Regions from separate parts of the Homo sapiens genome. Here region 1 is linked to region 2. Evidence: chromatin loops called from intact Hi-C (ENCODE). Cell type or tissue: dorsolateral prefrontal cortex. All regions are shown on one strand. Each heading gives the region's core, and the rest is flanking DNA. Links, peaks and the distances in the headings are about the cores only.

The links. Peaks named below come from ENCODE experiments on the same cell type or tissue, not always from the same donor. Only the 100,000 strongest peaks of a DNase experiment are listed, where the experiment ranks them.
Region 1: a loop joins it to region 2, with 3 times the contacts of the local background. A loop is called at or near these places in 12 of 110 quality-filtered maps.

What each region holds. Positions count from the first base shown.
Region 1 is chr22:17,481,112-17,491,879 of GRCh38, reverse strand. All of the region lies in intron 2 of CECR2 (CECR2 histone acetyl-lysine reader), which reads right to left. Among named protein-coding and RNA genes, the nearest start is that of SLC25A18, 77 kb to the left of the region's middle. In dorsolateral prefrontal cortex, for the core only: a CTCF peak has its summit at 5,461; a DNase peak (open chromatin) is centred at 5,419.
Region 2 is chr22:17,432,816-17,443,583 of GRCh38, reverse strand. All of the region lies in intron 1 of CECR2 (CECR2 histone acetyl-lysine reader), which reads right to left. Among named protein-coding and RNA genes, the nearest start is that of CECR2, 69 kb to the right of the region's middle. RefSeq lists an enhancer at 7,458-8,018 and a silencer at 10,514-10,714. In dorsolateral prefrontal cortex, for the core only: no CTCF peak of the experiment used is centred there; DNase peaks (open chromatin) are centred at 6,243 and 6,823; H3K4me3 peaks cover 1,632 bases; H3K27ac peaks cover 4,556 bases; H3K27me3 peaks cover 411 bases.

The DNA of each region.
Region 1 (10,768 bases), core at 1,648-9,647, 48 kb before region 2:
TTAAGGCAGAATCTGCAAAACATCTTTGCCTAGAGAAACATGTACATAATACAGATTTTTACATGTGTTTATGAATGTTTATGTTGGGTAACCAAGAAAGTGAATAAACCCCAAATGTATCTTTAAAATGATAAAGGCTATTTTTTTAATGGAACCTAAATACTGTACAGATGAAGTGAGAAGTCTCAAGTATCATGTATAAGGCATGAAGAGGTACAATAAAAATTCTGAATAGCTCTGGATAAAATTTAAGGATATATATTGTTTGCCCTACGACTGCTAAACACCCACCCCCCCACACACACACACACAGAATAAGAAGCCAATAGTGGAAATAAAGTGATACACTTAAAACAAATTCATGTGCCTAAAAGAAAGCATTAAAGGACCAACAAAGGAACAAAAAGCAGAAGGCAGCAGAGAAGTTTCTCAACCTTAGCCACTTGGGAAATGCAAGTCAAAACCATAATGAGGTACCACCTCATGTCCACTATAATGGAGGACGTCAAAAAACACACAGTAACAAGTGCTGACCAGGATGCAGAGACACGGAATCCTCACACACGGCCGGTGGGAAGGCTAAGTGTGCAGCTGCTGTGGAAGTTTCGCCAAGTTGCACTGAACTACCAACCCAGCCACTCCAACTCCTAGGTGTACACCCCAGAGAAAAGGAAAACACATCCACACAAAGACTTGCGCACAAATGTTCAAAGCGGCAGAATTCCTAACAGCCAAAAGCTAAAATCTGCGTACATACCCATGAACTGAAGGATTAAGTGTGTATCCACACAATGAAGTATTATTTTACCATAAAAATGAATGAAGTACTGATTCATGCTACAACATGGTTAAAACTTGAAAAATAACTCTAAGTGAAAAAAGCCAGATACAAAAGGACACTTCCCATATGGCTCCAGTTATAAGATGGGCCTACAACACTCAAACCTGTGGAGACAGTAAGAATAGTGACGCTGGGAAGTGGGTGGGAGGAAACAGGGAATGATTGCTAATGGTACAAAGTGTCTTCTGTAGGGTAATAGAAGTATTCTGCAATTAGATAGTGGTGATGGTTGCACAATTTTGTTAATACATAAAAACCAATGAATTGTACACTTTAAAAAAACACAAGGAGGCCTGGCATGGTGGCTCATGCCTGTAATCCTAGCACTTTGGGAGGCTGAGGTGGACAGATCATGAAGTCAGGAGTTTGAGACCAGCCTGGCCAATATGGTGAAACCCTGTCTCTACTAAAAATAAAAAATAAAAATAAAAAAAAAATTAGCCGGGCGTGGTGGCATGCACCTGTAATCCCAGCTACTCGGGAGGCTGATGCAGGAGAATTGCTTGCACTCAGGAGGCGGAGGTTGCAGTGAGCTGAGATCACACCACTGCACTCCAGCCTGGGTGACAGAGCAAGACGCCATCTCAAAAAATAAATAAATAAAAATACAAAGATTAAAAGGATAGAAAATGATCTACCAGGCACAGTAAGCATGAGAAAGCTGAGGATTAATATGAGACAAAGCAGATGTGGAGACAGAGTGTCACATAAGAAGAAATGGAACAACTTCCCAGGACTATATAACAAAGCTACCGCTACACATCCAATAACAGGACACCACAACCCATGAGACAAAATGGGCACAACTAATGGGAGAAATAGATCCACAATCAGAGAGATTTTAATACTGGCTTCTCATTAATAGACCAAACACACACACACACACACACAAAAAAAAAACAGTAAGGAACAGATCTCAACAGTATTACCACTAACATACTAAATCACGAATTTAAATAATACACTTTTGGGTCACAGAAGAAATAAAGGAGAGCATGTTTTAAACAATAATATAAACATCAAAATTCGCAGGATGCAGCCAACTATGGGTTAGAAGGAAATTTACAAGTTTTTTAGGGAAAATTTATAGCTTTAAATGCCTGTTTTTTGAAAAAAGGCTCAAAAACAGTACTCCAAAGAAGCAAAAAAAAAAAAAGAGCAAGCTAAAGCCAAAGTAAACAGAGGAAATAAAAAAGAGAAATCAATAAAATAAAAAAGCAAAGAGTAAAGAAAATTAATAATATAAAACAGTTCCTTAGTAAACATTTAAAAAGTTGATAAGGCCTGGAATGGCTGCTCACGCCTGTAATTCCAGCACTTTGGGAGGCTGAGGCTGGAGGACAACTTGAGGCCATGAGTTCAAGACCAGCCTGGGCAATATATCAAGACCTGTCTCTACAACAAATATGCTTTAAATAAGCAGGGTGTGATGGAGCATACCTATAGTCCCAGCTACTCAGGAGGCTGAAGCCGGAGGACTGTTTGAGCCCAGGAGGTCGAGGCTGCAGTGGGCTATGATCACAGCACTGCACTCCAGCCTGGGTAACAGAGTGGGAACCCTGTCTCAAAAAAGTCAATAAATAAATTAAATAAGCATCCCTAATTTAAAAGAAATAAGTAAAACACTTGGCCAAATATTTCACCAAAAAAGACATATACAAATTTATGGTAAGCACATGAATAACCACTCCACATTACTAGTCATCGGGGAAATGCAAATTAAACCCACAATGAGCTGCCACTTTCAACACAATAGGATTAGTAAAATTAAAAACAGCAGATGTTGGCAAAGATAGGAAGTAACTAGGCCGGGCGAGGTGGCTCATGCCTGTAATCCCAGTACTTTGGGAGGCCGAGGCGGGTGATCACCTGAGGTCAGGAGTTCAAGACCAGCTTGATTAACATGGTGAAACCCCGTCTCTACTAAATACAAAAAATTAGCTGGCGCATGCCTGTAATCCCAGCTACTTGGGAGGCTGAGGCAGGAGAATCACTTGAGGTGGAGGTTGCAGTGAGCAGAGATAGCACCATTGCACTCCAGCCTGGGCAAAAAGAGCAAAACTCTTGTCTCAAACAAATAAATAAGTAAATAAAAATTTAAAAAGATATGAAGCAACTGGACTGTTCAGATATTGCTGGTGGAAACGTAAATGTTGCAAGTGTTTGGAAAATAATTTCACAGTTTAAGTCAAACATACTTTTACCATGTGACCCGCCAGCAATTCCCAAGAGAAATGAAATTAAGTGCACACAAGCATTTGTATGCAAATGTTCACAGCAGCTTCATTCATAATAGGCTCCAACTGGAAGCAACCTAAGTGCTCATCCCAAGAACAGATTCAATAAATTGTGATATATTTTTCACTAGATACAATTTAGTCCCCCACCCCCCTCAAAGGAATAAACCACTGATACAAACAATGGCATGGGTGAATATCATACAGGCACTATGTGAATGAAAGAAGCTGATGTGAGTTCATTTCACACTGTGTGATCCCATTCATACAGTTCTAGAACAGGTTAGGCTCCAACTATAGTGATAAAAATGTCGTCAGTGGTTGCCAGGTGTACAATGTAGGTATGGGGAAGACTGACTACAAAGGAAACTTTCTGGGAAGACAGAAATGTCTATTTTCTTCAGTAGGATAGTGACTATGTGGTGCCCTCATTTGTTACAAAACACTGGCCTATGTTAAAAAAGACACGATGAACGTACTTAACAGAAGTATTGTCATTTCCAAAAAGATGACAGATATTTCTGTAAAGAGAACCCAAAACACTAAATGTTTGTTTATAAGGGATCTAAATTAGGGAATCTATTACGCAATGCTAGATCCATAATTAAAAATTAAATGAGGCCGGGTGCGGTGGCTCACGCCTGTAATCCCAGCACTTTGGGAGGCCAAGGGGGGGCAGATCACCTGAGGTCAGGAGTTTGAGACCAGCCTGGTCAACATGGTGAAACGCTGTCTCTACTAAAAATACAAAAATTAGCCGGGCATGATGGTGGGTGCCTTAATCCCAGCTACTTGGGAGGCAGAGGCAGAAGAATCATTTGAACCCAGGAGGTGGAGGTTGCAGTGAGTCGAGATCAGGCCATTGCACTCAAACCTGGGGGACAAGAGCGAGACTTCTCTCAAAATAAATAAATAAATAAATAAATAAATACATGAAAAATTGAATATACAATGTTGATGAATTACCGTTTAAGAGTGTAAGCCACAGGACAGTGGGTGAAGACCATACTGAAGCACAAATCAGTCTGCGTTCTATAAAGAGCACTCTACTAAAGATGTACGGACAAAAGGAAAAACATTTTAGCAGTAAGTATTATCATCATGAGTATTTAATGAAAAAAATTTTTTTGAGACACCCAGGCTTGTGCATGGCGCGATCTCGGCTCACTGCAAGCTCTGCCTCCCGGGTTCACACCACTCTCCTGCCTCAGTAGCTGGGACTACAGGCGCTCGCTACCAAACCCGGCTGATTTTTTATATTTTTTAAGTACAGACGGGGTTTCACCGCGTTAGCCAGGATGGTCTCTATCTCCTGACCTAGTGATCCACCCGCCTCGGCCTCCCAAAGTGCTGGGATTACAGGCATGAGCCACCGCGCCCAACCAATGAAAAATATTTTTACGCTGCTTAAACCGTAGCTCAAAACACAGTTTGATTCAATCGTAGCTTTACTTTGACAGTGAAGAGCAAATCAGAAGTTCCTATTTTCCACCCAGTGCTCAATTTGCCAGGTTACTTCCCAGTGGAAAACAAAAGTGCTGAAAGAGCCACTAGTTAAATTCCTAAAGTATTTTTATTGATACAGGACCATAAAACCCACTGACCAGATTTGCAATTCCAGGGAGAATATAGAAGAAAAAGTATGTAGTGTTGCAAAGAACGTGTTAGCATCAAATCAAAACTCTGCTTAAGTTTTATATTGAAAGAGAAAGGCAAAGAATTGTCAAAAATGAAGAATCCACATTTCACCATCGAGCTGAAAAACAGAAAGTGAGCAATGCCTTAGATTAGTGACCTTCCAGCGAAGTCCTGGACCAGCAGCGTGCAGCATCAGCACCACCCAGAACTTGCACAGCATGCAGGTTCCCAGGCCCCAGCCCAAGCCTACGGAATGAAACGCTGGTGAGGCCCAGCGATTTGTGTTGTAACCACCCTTAGGTGATTGTGTGGTAAGGCTGGAGAATCACCACTCGCGCTTATTCATACCTTCTGTCTTCTCCCTGCTCACCAGGTATGATAACTTTCCTGAATTGCGATAAGCTTTCACTTGATCTTCTTCGTAAGTTTTCCATATATATGTATCCTTATTTGGTTCTCCTTGCCTTACACTTAATAAGTCACTGGTGTGTATGCTTCTGTGACTTGCATTATTTGCCTAACATTCTTTCTAATGGCCTAGTTTTTCCTGGGGAGAATGCACAGCTGTAGTAAGGCTTGCCCTCAGCTCCTCAAGGCCACCCGCGTTCCCAGCCATGTGGGCTTTCCCAGTGGCTGACGCTTCATCCAAGCCGCAAGGGGCGTCCCCAGAGTGTGACAGTGAACACTAGCATGTGACTGACACGCCCCCAGTGGCGTGTCACATACAGGCACACAGGGTTCCACAGCATCACGGGGGCCTCCTCGGAGTCCAGCCCCACGCCTTACACCCAGGAAAATACCACTTTATACCACTTTATTTTGGCAACAAAATGAACAAATTCCTGAAAAAATCATTTGAATTGAGACTTTATTCTCGATGTCTCTCAGGCTTATACCAGTTTTGTTTTGCCTTCGCTTCCTCAGGTAAAAAAATAAACTGTACTTGATGATGAGGTTCCTTTTACGTCTAAGTTGTTGACTATGAACTGCAGATCAATCTAGGATTTAAAAACCCTTTTAGATGGGCACGGTGGTGCCTGCCTGTCATCTCAGCTACTTAGGAGGCTGAGGTGAGAAGATGGCTTGAGCCCAGGAGTTGGAGGCTGCAGTCAGCTATGACTGCGCCACAGCACTCAAGACTGCGCTGAAGAGTGAGATCTCGTCTTCAAAACAAAAACAGAACAAACAAAACCCACGTTTTAAAGCAGAGGTCCACAGAAATAACTGATTTCTACTGAAATCATATAGATACTGCAGATATTTCCAAATAGCACTTATGCTCACTGAGATCTGAAGACAGTAATTTTGGGAAATTAGCTCTGCTGTTAGATGAATACAACACTAACTATATCAAAAATTTCATTCTTCAATACTTTACTTTCTTTTCTTTTTTGGAGACAGGGTCTCACTCTGCTACCCAGGCTGGAGTGCAGTGGCACCATCTCCACTGCAACCTCCGCCTCCTGGGCTCCACTGATTCTCCTGCCTCAGCCTCCCGAGTACCTGGGACTACAGGTGTGCGCCACTGTACCCCACTAATTTTTGTATAATACTTTTTGTAGAGCCGGGGTTTCACCATGTTGCCCAGGCTGGTCTCGAACTCCTGAGTTCATGTGAGCGGCCTGCCTCGGCCTCCCAAGAGTGTTGAGATTACAGGCGTGAGCCACCACGCCCGGCCAATACTTCACTACTTTTCAGTATAATTGGGTTCGGGTGTAATCTTATGATTTCAAAACATTATTTTTAGATGGGGTTCACAGGCTTCCTTAGTATGTCAAAGAGTTAAAAATCCTGTTTTCAAGGAAAACTGTTTTACTTAACACTTTTCTCCTGTACTTCTCATTGACAGCACGGGGCTGCAGTTAGGAGTCGGAGGTCTAGGAAACAGATCTGTACTGTCTCAATTACCAGCTGTGTAACCTTGGGCAATTTATTTAACTTCTCTGTGCCTCAAATTCCTCATCCCTGATGGAAGGATGGGAGAGGACTTTCTATTAGAGGGCTGTCGGAAGGATTAAATGAGTGTTCTTGAGAAGCAGTTGGCAGCGTCCAGGACATAGGACATGCTGGCCAGTATCATTTCCATGAGTAGACAGTGTTATGCTGTCCTGTAAGTGCAAAAACCTCAGGTTGGAGAGTACGGTTGAAAGGAAATGTGGCTTCTATATTTCAATTTTAAAGATTAGATTGAGTCAGTGGAACTGGAATAGTTAACTAGCTTCCTAAATACAGGAGTCGGAAAATTATAGCCCGAGGGCCAAATCTGGCCTGATGTCCTTTTTTGTTGAGACACACTTTCGCTCTGTCGCAGAGGCTGGAGTGCTGTGGCATGATCTCGGCTCACTGCAACCTCTGCCTTCCAGGTTCAAGCAATTCTCATGCCTCAGCCTACAGAGTAGCTGGGACTACAGGCGTGTGCCAATACACCCGGCTAATTTTTGAATTTTTAGTAGAGACGTGGTCTCGAACTCCTGACCTCAAGTGATCCGCCCACCTTGGCCTCCCAAAGTGCTGGGATTACAGGCTTGAGACGTTGCGCCAGACCTCCTTTAAAAACAAAACAAAACAAACAAACAAACAAAAAACAGTCTATAATAATGGTTTTTATATTTTTTAATGGTGGGGAAAAAAAATTAAAAAAAACAACAACAGAAAAACAGTCTTTCCTGGCAGGTGAAAATGATACAAAAGTCAAACCTCAGTGATTAGAAAGTTCTAATAAGACACAGTCACTATTGGTTTTTCTGTATTGCCTATGGCTGCTTTCATAGTGACAGAGCTGATTACCTGCAACACAGAGCCTAAAATACAAGGTGGGTGTGCACCTGTAACACTAGTTCCTCAGGATCAGGAGGCTGAGGCAGGAAGATTGCTTGAATCTAGAAGTTTGAGGCTGCAATGGGTTAGGATTGGTCGAATGCACTCCAGCCTGGGGAACAGAGTGAGACTCTGTTGCAAGTGAGGGCCTAAAATAGCCACGCATTGCTTAACATAAAGGATATGTTCTAAGAAAGGCATGGTTAGGTGATTCTGTTGCTGTGGAAACATCATAGTGTATTTACATAAACCTAGATGGTAGAGCCTACTACACACCTAGACTATATGGCATAGCCCACTGCTCCTAGGCTACAAACCTATACTGCACCTGACTGTACTGAATACTGTAAGCCACTGTAATGGAATGTTAAGGATTTGTGGATCCAGACACATCTAAACATAGAAAAGGTATAGTAAGGACATGGTACAAAAGATTTTTAAAATGGTGTATCTGTATAAAGCACTTGTCATGAGTGCAGCTTGCAGAACTAAAGTTGCTCTGGGTGAATCAGTAACTGAGTAGTAAATGAATGTGAAGGCTTGGCACATGACTGTACATCACTGTAAACTTTCTAAATGCTGTAAACTTAGGCTATACTATGTTTATTTTAAAAAAAACCTTTCCTTCAATAATAAATTTAGCTTACTATGACATTTAAAAATTCACAAACTTTTAACTTTTTGATTCTTTTGTAATAACAGCCTAAAACACTTTTTAGAGCTATACAAAAATATTTTTTTCTTTTTTTTTCTGCTCTGTAGCCACAGCTAGAGTGCAGTAGGGACCGTAGCTCACTGCAGCCTCCAACTCCTGATCCTCCCACCTCAACCTCCCTAGTAGCTTAGACTACATGCATGCACCACCATGTCCAGATAATTATTTTAATTTTTTTAGTAGAGACAGGGGTCTTGCTATATTGCCCAGCTAATTCATTTATTTTTATTTTTTAGTAGAGACGGAGTCTTGCTATGTTGCCCAGGCTGGTCTCGAACTCCTGGCCTCAAACCGTCCTCTCACCTCATCCTCCCAGAGTGCTGGGATTACAGGCATGAGCCACTGTGTGGCGGCCTTCTTTATATCCTTATTCTATAAGCTGTTTTCTATTGTTGAAATTTTTTGTTTTTTACATTTGATCTGTTTTGTTCAAAAGGAAGACAAAAACACACACATCGGCCTAGGCCGACACAGGGTCAGGATCATCAATATTACTGTCTTCCACCTCGACATCTTGTCCCACTGGAACGTCTTCAAGGCAGTAACATGCACGGTGCTGTCATCTCCTGTAACAATGCCTTCTTCTGGAATCTCTTCTGAAGGACCGCCTGAGGCTGTTGTATATTATAGTTAACTTTTTAAAAATAACTAGGCTGGGCGCGGTGGCTCACGCCTGTAATCCCAGCACTTTGGGAGGCCAAGGTGGGAGGATCACGAGGTCAGGAGATCGAGACCATCCTGGCTAATGCGGTGAAACTCCGTCTCTACTAAAAATACAAAAAAAGTAGCAAGGTGTGGTGGTGGGCACCTGTAGTCCCAGCTGCTGGGGAGGCTGAGGCAGGACACCGTCTCAAAAAAAAAAAAAAAAAAGGAGTTCAAAACCATCATGGCCAACATGATGAAACCCTACCTCTACCCCAAAATAAAGAAATTAGATGGGCCTGGTGGTGCACGCCTGGAGTCCCAGCTACTTGGGAGGCTGAAGTGGGAAGATCGTTTGAGACCAGGAGGTGGAGATTGCAGGGAGCCAAGACTGCACCACTGCACTCCAGCCTGGGTGCCAGAGTGAGACCCCGTGTCAAAAAAACTAAACAAAACTAGAAGGAATACACTCTAAAATAATGATTTAAAGTACGGCACAGTAAATACAGAAACCAGTAAGAGTTGTTTACTATCAACTATTATGTAGTGTACATGACGGTATATGCTATGTCTTGTCTCGCTCTGTCGCCCAGGCTGGAGTACGGTGGCATGATCTTGGCTCACTGCAAGCTCTGCCTCCTGGGTTCACGCCATTCTCCTGCCTCAGCCTCCCGAGTAGCTGGGACTACAGGCACCTGCCACCACGCCCGGCTAATTTTTTGTATTTTTAGTAGAGACGGGGTTTCACCATGTTAGCCAGGATGGTCTCGATCTTCTGACCTTGTGATCCACCTGCCTCAGCCTCCCAAAGTGCTGGGATTGCAGGCGTGAGTCACCATGCCACGCCCTTTTTTTTTTTTTTTTTTTTTTTTTTGGAGACAGAGTCTCGATCTGTCACCCAGGCTGGAGAGCAGTGGCGTGATCTCGGCTTCCTGCAAGCTCCGCCTCCCAGGTTCATGCCATTCTCCTGCCTCAGTCTCCCGAGTAGCTGGGACTACAGGTGCCGCCACCACGCCCGGCTACTTTTTTGTATCTTTAGTAGAGATGGGGTTTCACTGTGTTAGCCAGGATGGTCTTGATCTCCTGACCTGGTGATCCGCCCGCCTCGGCCTCCCAAAGTGCTAGGATTACAGGCGTGAGCCACCACGCCTGGCCTGTAAGTGCTAGGTCTTTATATGACTGGTAGCGCACTAGGTTTGTTTACACCAGCATCACCATAACCACATGAGTAATGCATGTGCAAGCATGTTACAAGGGCAATAATATCTCTAGGGGATAAAAATTTTTGTGTCTATCACAACCTCGTGTGACCACTGTCGTACATGAGGTCTGCCACTGAACAAAATGACAGTATGTGATGCATGCCTGTATTGACTATCTGGCCCTTTACAAAAAACATTTGCTGGCCCCTGTTCTAAAACATGCAAACCACAACGGAAAAGGATACAGACACTTGGTTGAGTCAAAATCTGTTTTCTGCTGAGCCTTTGGAGGAACTAGGCATAGTGTTTCATGATGATTACTCTCACTCATCATTTCGTTTAATCCTCATAATAACTTTACTGAATATTGTCACTAATTCCATTTTATAGATGAGGCGAATTATGCACAACTAAATGAAGTTACTTTTTTTTTTTTTTTTTTTTTGAGACAGAGTCTCGCTCTGTCACCCAGGCTGGAGTGCAATGACACGATCTTGGCTCACTGCAACCTCCACCTCCCGGGTTCACGCCATTCTCATGCCTCAGCCTCCCAAGTAGCTGGGACTACAGGCGCCCACCACCACGCCCGGCTAATTTTTTGTATTTTTAGTAGAGACGGGGTTTCACCGTGTTAGCCAGGATGGTCTTGATTTCCTGACCTCGTGATCTGCCCGCC
Region 2 (10,768 bases), core at 1,660-9,659:
CAATTTTAAGCAGTAACTTTTTTTCCATCTCTTCTTCTGGGTCAGAATTAGAGATGAGTAAACTCCTGGGACTGAATATGATCTTGTCTCCTCCCTGCTGGTGCCTTTCCACCATCTGCCCTTGGCTCCCAGGGAGTCTCTAAGACTCCTGCTGCTTAAAGGGATTCTGCCCTTTTTTCCTTTCTGAATATTCTAAGATTAATTCCACAGATAATAAAACTATGTAAAATATTATTACAATTACCAACAAGTTACAGCCAAACAGAATTTTAATAGAGAAATCGCCCAGAGCAACATTATTGACTGTTAAAACTAAAAACGGGAAACTTACCTTTAAAGCACATCAGCTCTAACTGGATGCCCAACATTCTACCTGCCTTGCTTTCCTGGGCATTATGGATTTAAGGATTTGTAGAATGGCTGCTGAGAAGTTTCGTTTGTCCTTTAAGAAAACGAGCTAGAGGGCAGGAAGAGACGCTCAGAAGCAAACAGTACAAAGAAACACACCAGGACATACCACTGGCAGACTGGACAGCAAGTAAATGGAGCCTGATGAAAGAATAGAAAAAGGTTCCACTATTCCAATAGAAGAAAGGGTTTTCTTCCAAGATAAAGTTTAAAAAATAAAACAACTGCAAATGCAAAATGCCATTAACACCTATGACTCATTCAGTCATGAAGCAAAAATGTGAATGATTCTAGGGAAGCCTGTGAATTACTACTATCATCTAGTGATTGGCCAGGCGCGGTGGCTCACTCCTGTAATCCCAGCACTTTGGGAGGCCGAGGAGGGTGGATCATGAGGTCAGGAGTTCAAGACCAGCCTGGCCAAGATGGTGAAACCCCGTCTCTACTAAAAATACAAAAATTAGCCAGGCGGTGGTGGCGGGCGCCTGTAATCCCAGCTACTCGGGAGGCTGAGGCAGAGAACTGCTTGAATCCGGGAGGTGGAGGCTGCAGTGAGCTGAGACCGCACCACTGCACTCCAGCCTGGGCGACAGAGTGAGATTCCATCTCAAAAAACACAAAACAAACAAAAAAACCTGTGGTGTGATCAAAGCTCACTGCAAGCCTTGAACTCCTGGGCTCCAGTGATCCTCCTGCCTCGGCCTCCCTAGTAGCTAGGACTACAAGATGTGCATCAACTACGCCCAACTAATTTAAAAATATATATGTATTTGTAGAAATGGGGGTCTCGCTATGTTGCTCAGGCTGCTCCAGAACTCCTAGCCTCAAGCTATCCTCTCCCATCTTGGCCTCCTGAAGTTCTGGGATTATAGGTGTGAGCCACCACACCTGGCCTGATCTGCATTTTTTAATAAGCTTCCCTCACCATGGATTCCCATGAGCTCCAAAGTGAATAGTGTTAAGGGGACCAAATTCTGAATTTCACACGGAACTCTTCTAGTATGACATGCTCTTGTTTTGCGGTTTTTTCTGTCTTTCCCACCTTGAATCTTCTTCTGAATTCAAAATAGGTAAAGCTGTTGATAATGTAAACAGCTTCCCAACTTTGTATAATTTCAAAGAGACCAGAGTTTGATTCTAGTAGAAGATGGTCAATGAAAATGAAGTCAACAGGTCTGCCACCCGCTTCCTGCAGAGAAATATGTTCAGAACATCCAAATCCTTTCCTTGTGAGAGACAAAAATTGTAAGACAGAGTATGGTGTGTGATATCACCTCCCTATGGAACTTTATTTTATACTTCAACATGTTCCATGAAATTCTTACAAGGTGAGTTATACATCTTAATCACATTTCTGTAAATTCTGTTTCATAAAGGACTTTAGCCAAACAATTATTTATCATCTTTCTTAATCTTGTTTCCATGTAAAATTCTTCAAACCAGAAATAATCTATCAAGACTGGAAAAACAATCTATTCATAGATCCAGGACTGAGACATCTAGATAACTTATTATCCTCTGGCAATATCCTCAAAAAAGAAGGATTCATTCATTCATTCAAGTAACGGGGGGTGGGGTCCACAGAGTAAGACACAGGGAAAGCATTTAACCCCTAGTCAATCTCCCCCGGCTACTTTTTAAAAGAAAGCTTTCATCACGTTAGAATAAATGACGCACTATTCTATACAAATCATGGTGAGTGATTTAAAATTACCATACTACAATACAAATATTATTTGCTAAACTAAAATAAAATTGAAGGGCTCTGTGTTAAGATTATCAGCCTAGTACAGTATCACAGCTGTGCGTTCCATCATATTCCTCCTATATCTGGCAGCAGGAAAGATCTATCTAGGGCCATCCCAGATTCCCAACAACAACCAGTATACTTGCTCCCTCAACACGCATCATTTTAATGTGTTAATAGGCCAGGCATGGTGGCTCACGCCTGTAATCCCAGCACTTTTGAGAAGCCAAGGCAGGCGGATCACCTGAGGTCAGGAGTTCGAGACCAGCCTGGCCAACATGGTGAAACCCCATCTCTATTAAAAATATAAAAATTAGCCGGGCGTGGTGGCATGCACCTGTAATCCCAACTACTCTGGAGGCTGTGGCAGGACAATCACTTGAACCCGGGTTGTGGTAAGCTGAGATCACTCCACTGCACTCCAGTCTGGGTGACAGAGTGAGACTCCATCCCGCCCCCTGCCCCCTGCCCCTCCCCCCCAAAAACAGTGTTAATAAGACCTGACAGTCAGCTGAATACCCATGAAATTAGAAATATAATCATCAACAGATACAAGGCACTACACTTTCTTGAACATTTGGTTACTAAAAAAAAGTCCCAGAAAACACAGGGGATGTCTGTAATGATTGTATAATCATCATGTTGAGAAAGGAGTGGAGGGGTAGGGATCAGAGGGTGGTAGTCAAATTTCTGTTTCTAATAAATCTGTTCGGAGACTTGAAATCAAGTTTTTCTTGTTTTCTTACATCACTTTGCTATATAATGCTATACAACCTTCCCTCTCATTACTTCAAGTCAGATATCAGATCAATAAATCAATAAAAGTCCCAGCTTCACTTCAAGAGACAGGGAATAGACAGTGTGGGATATCATAATAAGTGTAAGGACAGACCTGAATTCCACTCAAATTTTAGTTCCTTAGTTACTAGTGAGACCTACAGAGAGTCATTTCTCTGAGGCACTTTGTCTTTTCCATAAAGTTTTTATGCCATAACAGACAGAGAAAGAGTTCCATTTTTCAATCAACAAGGCAAAAAAGAGGCCAAGTAATTGGGAATGTAATAAAGGTGAGCCTATTTTACAACATCGAGTGGGAGCTAGGAAGCCCTCTGACAAATCTTTAAGCTGATGGAGCCTGAATGACTAATGACTATTTTAGTTTTTCCTTTTAAAAAATGATGTGAATAAATACAGATACCCCCCACAACACACACACACACAGTTTTATATAAATTCAAAAAACAATCATACTATTCATTCTGGGGGTTGTTTGTATACAATTTTCTTTCCTTTTTTTACTCCCTACTTCAGTAACTCCCCTCATATACAAACAAGTATACTTTTTTTGTTTTTTTTTTCAATGTAATCATATTCATATATACATACATGCAGACACATGCATCAATGTATGGGCGTAGGCCTTTTCTAATAGACTGATACTACCCATGCTTGCCTGCACATTTTCTATCTTGTGCAAATCTCTCCAAGTCAAGTGGTATAGTGTAGGTCCATTTCATTCTATTAAAAGGTGGGCTAATACTCCACGGTACGCAGGTAACATCCTATTCAGCCACCCCGCTAATGACGGGCTTTCACTCTGTTCTCCATTTTAGGCCACACAGAACCACGCTGCAATGACATTCCTTGTCCATTGCACGGCAGTTGTTTTGTACCCATTGATTAAAATTCCAGGACTGGCATTACTGGAGCAATGAGAGTACATATATTTATGTATTTTAAATTTTAATAGGTACTACCAGATTGTTTTTCAAAAAGGCTGATCAGTCTAATTTTTTTGTTAGTAAAGTATGAGTATTCCTTTTCCTTTCCAATACAGATATTACTTAATAATTTTTGCCAGTCAGATCTTTTCAGATATTTTTTTTTGTCATTAAGATTTATTCTTTTGTGACTTGAAACCTACTCATATCCTTTGTCCATTGTTCCACTGGGCTGTTTGTATATTATAATATTAACCGTCTGTCATCTGCTTTGCAAATACTTTTTTCTTAAATCTGTTGCTTGTCCATGTTTTTTTATGCCTTAGAACAGGAGGTTAGTAAGCTATGGTCTACCACCCATTAGTATAAATAAAGCTTTACTGAAACACAGCCTTCCTTGCCCATTCATTTTTGTAGTAAATTTGGTAACTGGAACAGAAATTATCTGGCACTCAGAGCCTAAAATATTTAATATCTGACCCTTTACAGAAAAAAAATTGCCAATACTAGCTATACGGAACATCCAAAAAAAAAAAAAAGGGAGTGTTTCTTCTCCCATAGAATTCATGTTCCAAAAGGATTTTTATGTGTCTTATTCACTGCTAGAAAAAATATCTAGCAAGTAGTACACATTAATTTTCAGAATTAATGCTAGGTCTTCTTGCTTTTATATATACATACTTTAAAAAAAATGTGTAGAGATGAGGTCTCACTCTGTTGCCCAGGCTGGTCTCTAAGTCCTGGCCTCAAGTGATCCTCCCAACTTGACCTCCCCCAAAGTGTGGAATTCCATGCATGAGCCACCATGTCCAGCCAAACAGTATTAATATAAGAAAAAAAGAAAACAACTTTTTTTTCTTAGCGATTACAATTTTATTAAGTTTCACTGTGAAAAATCAATAAGAAATAACACACTGAAGTTTTTCAGCTGGAAATCATCCCAATAATGACATACCTTATGACAGGGTTGTTCAATCTTTTGGCTTCCCTGGCCCACACTTGAAGAAGAATTGTTTTGGGCCACACATAAAATATGCTAACACTAATGATACCTGATGAGCTTTAAAAAAAATTGCAAAAAAAAAAAATCTCATAATGTTTTAAGAAAGTTTACGAATTTGTGTTGGCCTCATTCAAAGCCGTCCTGGGCTGCAGGCGGCCTGCGGGCAGGTGGGTTGGACAAGCTTGCCTTATGGGAAAACATTTTGGGCTCATTTTGATGTTAAATTGAGTAAGTTGTTTTAAGAGACTCCATATACAGGAACCAAATCACGGTACTAAGGACAATTTACTCTCATTATAAACTACTTGTCAGTCGACAAGTCTCATCAAAGTGATTAAATATTTTCAACCCAAAACATGTGATGAGAAAGGAAAACATTTTCCCCACTAAACTTCTCAATACTATACAACTTTAGGTTCTGGGCTCAGCTTGTCTACAATAAACACAAGATAAGCCCTGTTCAGGTTGAAAGGGACTCATTTTTGAAATGTTCTGTTTGTAACGCATGTCATCTGGGGCATTTTTGTTGTTACTTTGCTTCCAAGCATAACTTTACAATGCATTATGATACTACTGCATGTAATATTCAGCTTGCTAAAGAAATGCATTTTTAAAACCCCAAATATAATGTACAATTCTTTCAACTTTTCTGTTCATTTGGAAGTTTTCATAATAAAATACTGGGAGGAAATATTCCTAGATCACAGAAAAAAATTTTCATTAACATTAAAGTCTCATTTCTATTACTCCACAAAAGAAACTTTGTCCTTTTAAACTATTAAGTTACAGTGAGTAACATCCATCTTTCAAATTCATGGTCAACATTGGTTAACATTCACACTATACATCCTTGAAGTCGAAGGAAATTTTTCCTTTTATCTTTGTAGACACTATGGAAAACCTTCATCACTCCTGCTAAGAAGCAGTGATGCTCACCTTGCATTTTAAAGTCTGACAAACTTTAAAATTTTTTTTAATCCCTATACTATTTAGAAATTTCTATGGTCAACAGTGTGACACCTTGATAAGTCAAAGCATACATAAAAAGAAGTCATAAAAAAGCAGGAACTCCTACTTACAAAGTATGTCTACAGTAATATACTATGAAAAATCTATTTCAGGTCCTCAGTGATGGTATGGATGGGGAGGTACATAATGAAAAAGAAATATCATATGATCAAAAACATGTCGAGGAAGTGTACGTATGTGAGTTCCAATAAGCTGGAATTTAAATAGAAAGGTTGAAGTCACAGCAAGTAGATGAAAGGCGGCCCCTTTAACATTTGCTCCTGGAGTCCAGCAACTCTCAGCAGTTGGCTGGAGACTAAGCTGGCCGATCCTGTGGAGCTTCAACAAAGGGACGAAACAAACTGAGTCCCCAGGGCCCCCCTCCCGACAACGCGTGAAACAACTTGATAAATGATTGCTCTGTCAGGGGATGAGGAGATGGAGACGTCTGGGAGCAGAGGGGGAATGTATCTAATTTAGGAGGCCAAGGGGGAAGGGGAAGACATGGAAGGCAGAACCGCAGACAGGGGCAAGACCATCTAATGGCACTAACACTCGAGCAGAGAACTAGAAACAAACACCAGACAACCCAACAGCATCTCTGAGAGCTGCAGTCATCAGACTGCAGCAAGAGACTTGTCAGAGGCCAGTTCTCCCCAAGTCACTAGGATTTTAAAAGGAAAGTTTTCACCTTCCACAACCCATTCTCCAGCCTCAAGGCCAAGCTTCAGAAAGTGCTGCTCTCATATTACTTCATTCATTTGGGGATGACATGAAATACAAAATCCTTTTCCCCACCCCCAGTTCCTGCCTAAAGATTGCTGATTCAGGCCTGAAAGCCAGAGGCGCAAGAGCCCAAGGCTTAGCTCACTTAAGGAAACATTAATTACCCTGAAACAAAAATAGGAGTTCACATCTGGGGCTCAACACTTACCTTCTCCTCCGCCCCTTTTTCTAGAGTGTGAGCACCCGCTATTTATACAACCTCTTCCTGACTGAGGACTGATACTGGTCCCGCAGGACTTCCCTGTCTGGGGAGAACTTACTGGTGACAAACTCAGTCAGCATTGCACAGGCATTTCAGAAGTAGGAACAGAGGCAGCTCAACTTGAGAAAAAGGTTGTCAGAATTGGAAGTAGTACAAAAGCAGTTTCCCACAGAGTAGCTGGTTAATTCATAAGGGATACTCTGGCAGCTTAAGCATCTGATGAAAGACCATTAAGGAAGTTTACAAGTCAAAGGTGGGAACAAGCAACCCAAGTCTTTCTTCCGTCACTCCAGTTTCTTATTTTAGGAACTAGAGACAGCTAATGTTGTTGCTATAATAGAAGTGCTGTGTTGTATTATTGTGCATAGAACTTTATTTAAATGTTGAATTAAGCTTGGGCTGTAGTTGGCATAATTTAAGCTAACAGCAAATGGTACATCAAGAAACTAAAGGCCGGGTGCAGTGGCTCACACCTGCAATCCCAGCACTTTGGGAAGCCGAGGCGGGCAGATCACGAGATCAGGAGATCAAGACCATCCTGGCTAACACCGTGAAACCCCGTCTCTACTAAAAATATAAAAAATTAACTGAGCGTGGTGACACGCACCTGTAGTCCCAGCCACCCAGGAGGCTGAGGCAGGAGAATCTCTTGAACTCAGGAGGCGGAGGTTGCAGTGAGCTGAGATGGTGCCACTGCACTCCAGCCTGGGTGACAGAGCGAGACAGACAGAGGGAGGGAGGGAGGAAGGGAAAGAAAGAAGGTAAAGAAAAGAAAAGAAAGAAACTAAAGTTTCAAAAAATTTACCTTTGCTTTGCCCAGCACCCTTGGAGGATGACTGATAATTCATAGCTATGACCCCAAATCTAATTTAGTACAGTGTGTTTCAGAACATCTGATGTATTAATTAATTTGGCCAGAGAGACACTGTATAAGGGATGGGATGACTATGAGAAAAAATCACCGTTTCACTGGATTAAGTTGGATGGTCCTGCTCCTGTTTTTTTTTTTTTTTTTTTTTTTTTTAAGAATTAAAAGAGCTCAAGGGAGTCTATTCTAGACTCCCTAGAATGTGTTTGTGGCCTGTCCAGAATTTTCACTGGACCAAACAAAAATAGAACTTGCTAATTCCCCAGACATCTTTCTTGTCAGGTTACACAGTTCAAAAGGTGCTGAGGGCTTCCTAAACTTAGAGATGAGAGAAGAGGCACTGCACCATGGATCTAACTTTTGTGAATTCTAATCAGCAATTCACAAAAGTGAGATCTTACAATTATAAAACCCGGTCTCCAAATTCTACCTTGCTTTCCGATCTTTCTGCCAAGGTCTGAGTCTTAGAAATATTAGCAAATTCCTGTTCATGGACTGTCAATCTGAAAAGACTGTCAACTAGTCAGTTTCATGGAATGCATAAGAAATTGCAAACTGGTAGCAGGCAGCAACGTTTGTTTTGGTCTGTAGTTTTGTTTTGCTTTTCACTGGTTGTCCAACATTAAAAAAAAAGAAAGAAAGAAAGAAAAAACTTTGGAGGAGCTTACACAAAAATCTGGGTATCTCCCTTTGCTTGAAAAATCAAGTCTGACTGATTCACAGTTCTTCATGACTCAGCTGGCACTAACAGGGGGCTGCCTCTTAGACTGGACATGGATCCTCCAACTCATTAACTGCACATCCGGCCCCATCCCCTCCATTAAGTTACCTGTCTGGCCCTGCAGGCTTCTGAGTTTCGACATTAGCCCTACATCAATGAGGAGCAGGTTAGCTCGTACTTCAACAATACCCCATGTGTGTTCCTTCCTTTCTTTCCATCAGTGCCAGATAATGCTGGCTGCTCTCAAGTCCCCCTTGACTTGACACTATCCTTTCACTGTAACACCCAGGATTCAACAAAATACTCTCTGACTAGGTAAAAAGATGAGACTCACTGCCTTTATTCTGAACAGCAGTAGGTAAAGGTATCCCACACCCAAAATGACCACAAAAGAAAGTGCTCAAGAAAATACACACAAACAGAACATAAAACAAGACAGGAGTGACAGCTTAGCTACGGGGAGCAGCAGGGGGGGTGCGGGCATAAAAAGAGTGGGGGGTTCTAATCCATGGTGGGGGTGAACTTATTTCTAGACTGCTCGGAAAGTGATTAAGGCAGCAGCCTAAAGGGTTAGTGTCCAAAAAGAAAAGTTAGACTACTAACTTAAGTTGCCCGTGAAGAAGGCCTACTGTACTGCCACCATGTAAAGCGGTGAATCCTAAAGCAAGATTCTTGCACTGCCTGCATCAGAGTCTCCAGAATCCGGCCTCAGAAGCTGCATTTCAAATTAAACAATCCAAGGTTCTCAAACACTCAAGTTTGGAAAACAACTAAATTCCACTACAGCTGCCTAGAAGGATGGGTCTGGACTCAGAGCATGACCTCTCCTGGATCCTTCCTCGCCTTCGTTCAAGCTGACTTAACGTGAGTGGCCTTTCCTCTGTGTTCCCACTCACCTTGACAGAACAATAGTCACACCATGCTTTAACTGTTCATTCTCCCAAGAGAAGCAAAAGGCCTCTTCATTTTTTTTTACCCTCATGGACAGAAAAAGTGGCCTGACACAGAGTAAGTAAGTGAAATACGTTATTTCACTCTGTGCCTTACTTTAAAACACTGGGGGAAAAGGTCTGACTAAATGATCTCTAGTGACCTTAGTTATATTCTAGCAACTGTTTTATGCCCAGGGAACTATTTCTTAACCTATTTTTCATTACCGCCCTTTTAAGGAATCTTTTTAGATTCGCTCCCCATTGTCCCCAAACCATGAAATTTTAGTATGACAGAAACAGGTTGTGTATTGCAAAAACCATCATAATAGCTAAGCTTTCTTCATCACCTCCCCCTAAAAGAACCAATTTTCAGCAATAGCTCCTCCTTGATAATGCATTCAACTGTATTTGGATATTCACAGTAACACTGTGAAGATAGGAGGCCACGTACAGTGACTCATGCCTGTAATTCCAGTACTTTGGGAGGGCGAGGTGGGTGGATCGCTTGAGTTCCAAAGTTCAAGACCACCCCTGGGGAACACAGAAAAACCCTGTCTCTACAAAGAACACAAAAATTAGCCGGGCATGGCAGTGCGCACCTGTAGTCCCACCTACTTGGGAGGCTGAGGTGGGAGGACTACTTGAGCCCAGGAGGTCAAGGCTGCAGTGAGCAGTGATCGAGGCACTGTACTCCAGCCTGGGCAACAGAGCCAGAGTCTGTTTAAAGAACAACAATAAGGAAGACAAAAACAATGTGATGACAGGGGAGAATGTAACTCTAAAATGTTAATTTTAACTTCTTTGAGCAAATCAACACATGGTTTGAGTTGACATGTGTTACTGACAACCTTTAAAATACCTTTATCAGTTCTACACATAAACTTTCCCCAAACTGGGTATTATATTAACAGCATTCCTTTAAAATCTACACACTATTATTGAGACAGACTACATGTGAAAAGTGTTTCTAAAGATTTTTTAAATACAGCAATATGAGGCCTTCACACACATACTGACTTTAACCAGAAAGTGATATTGTTCGTATCAGTTCAAAGAATTAACTCTCCAGTTTGCCAACGATATAAGCGATAAAGGATTCCACCCAAAAATCAGTGCAGTACTTAGGCAACCAGAAATGTAACACACGAGGTGGGGATGTAGCTCGGTGATAAGAGTGCATGCTTAGAAATGTACCAGGAAAAACACCATACAGAATGTGTTATATTTATGGGTAACAATAAAGCATCTGACTGTCATCAATACTGACATGAACAAGTCTCTGTTAAAGCCACACTCAGACAGATAGAGCTGGGTGAGCTGGCTCACACCTGTAATCACAGGGTGAGGTGGGAGGATCACAGTGAGACCCTGC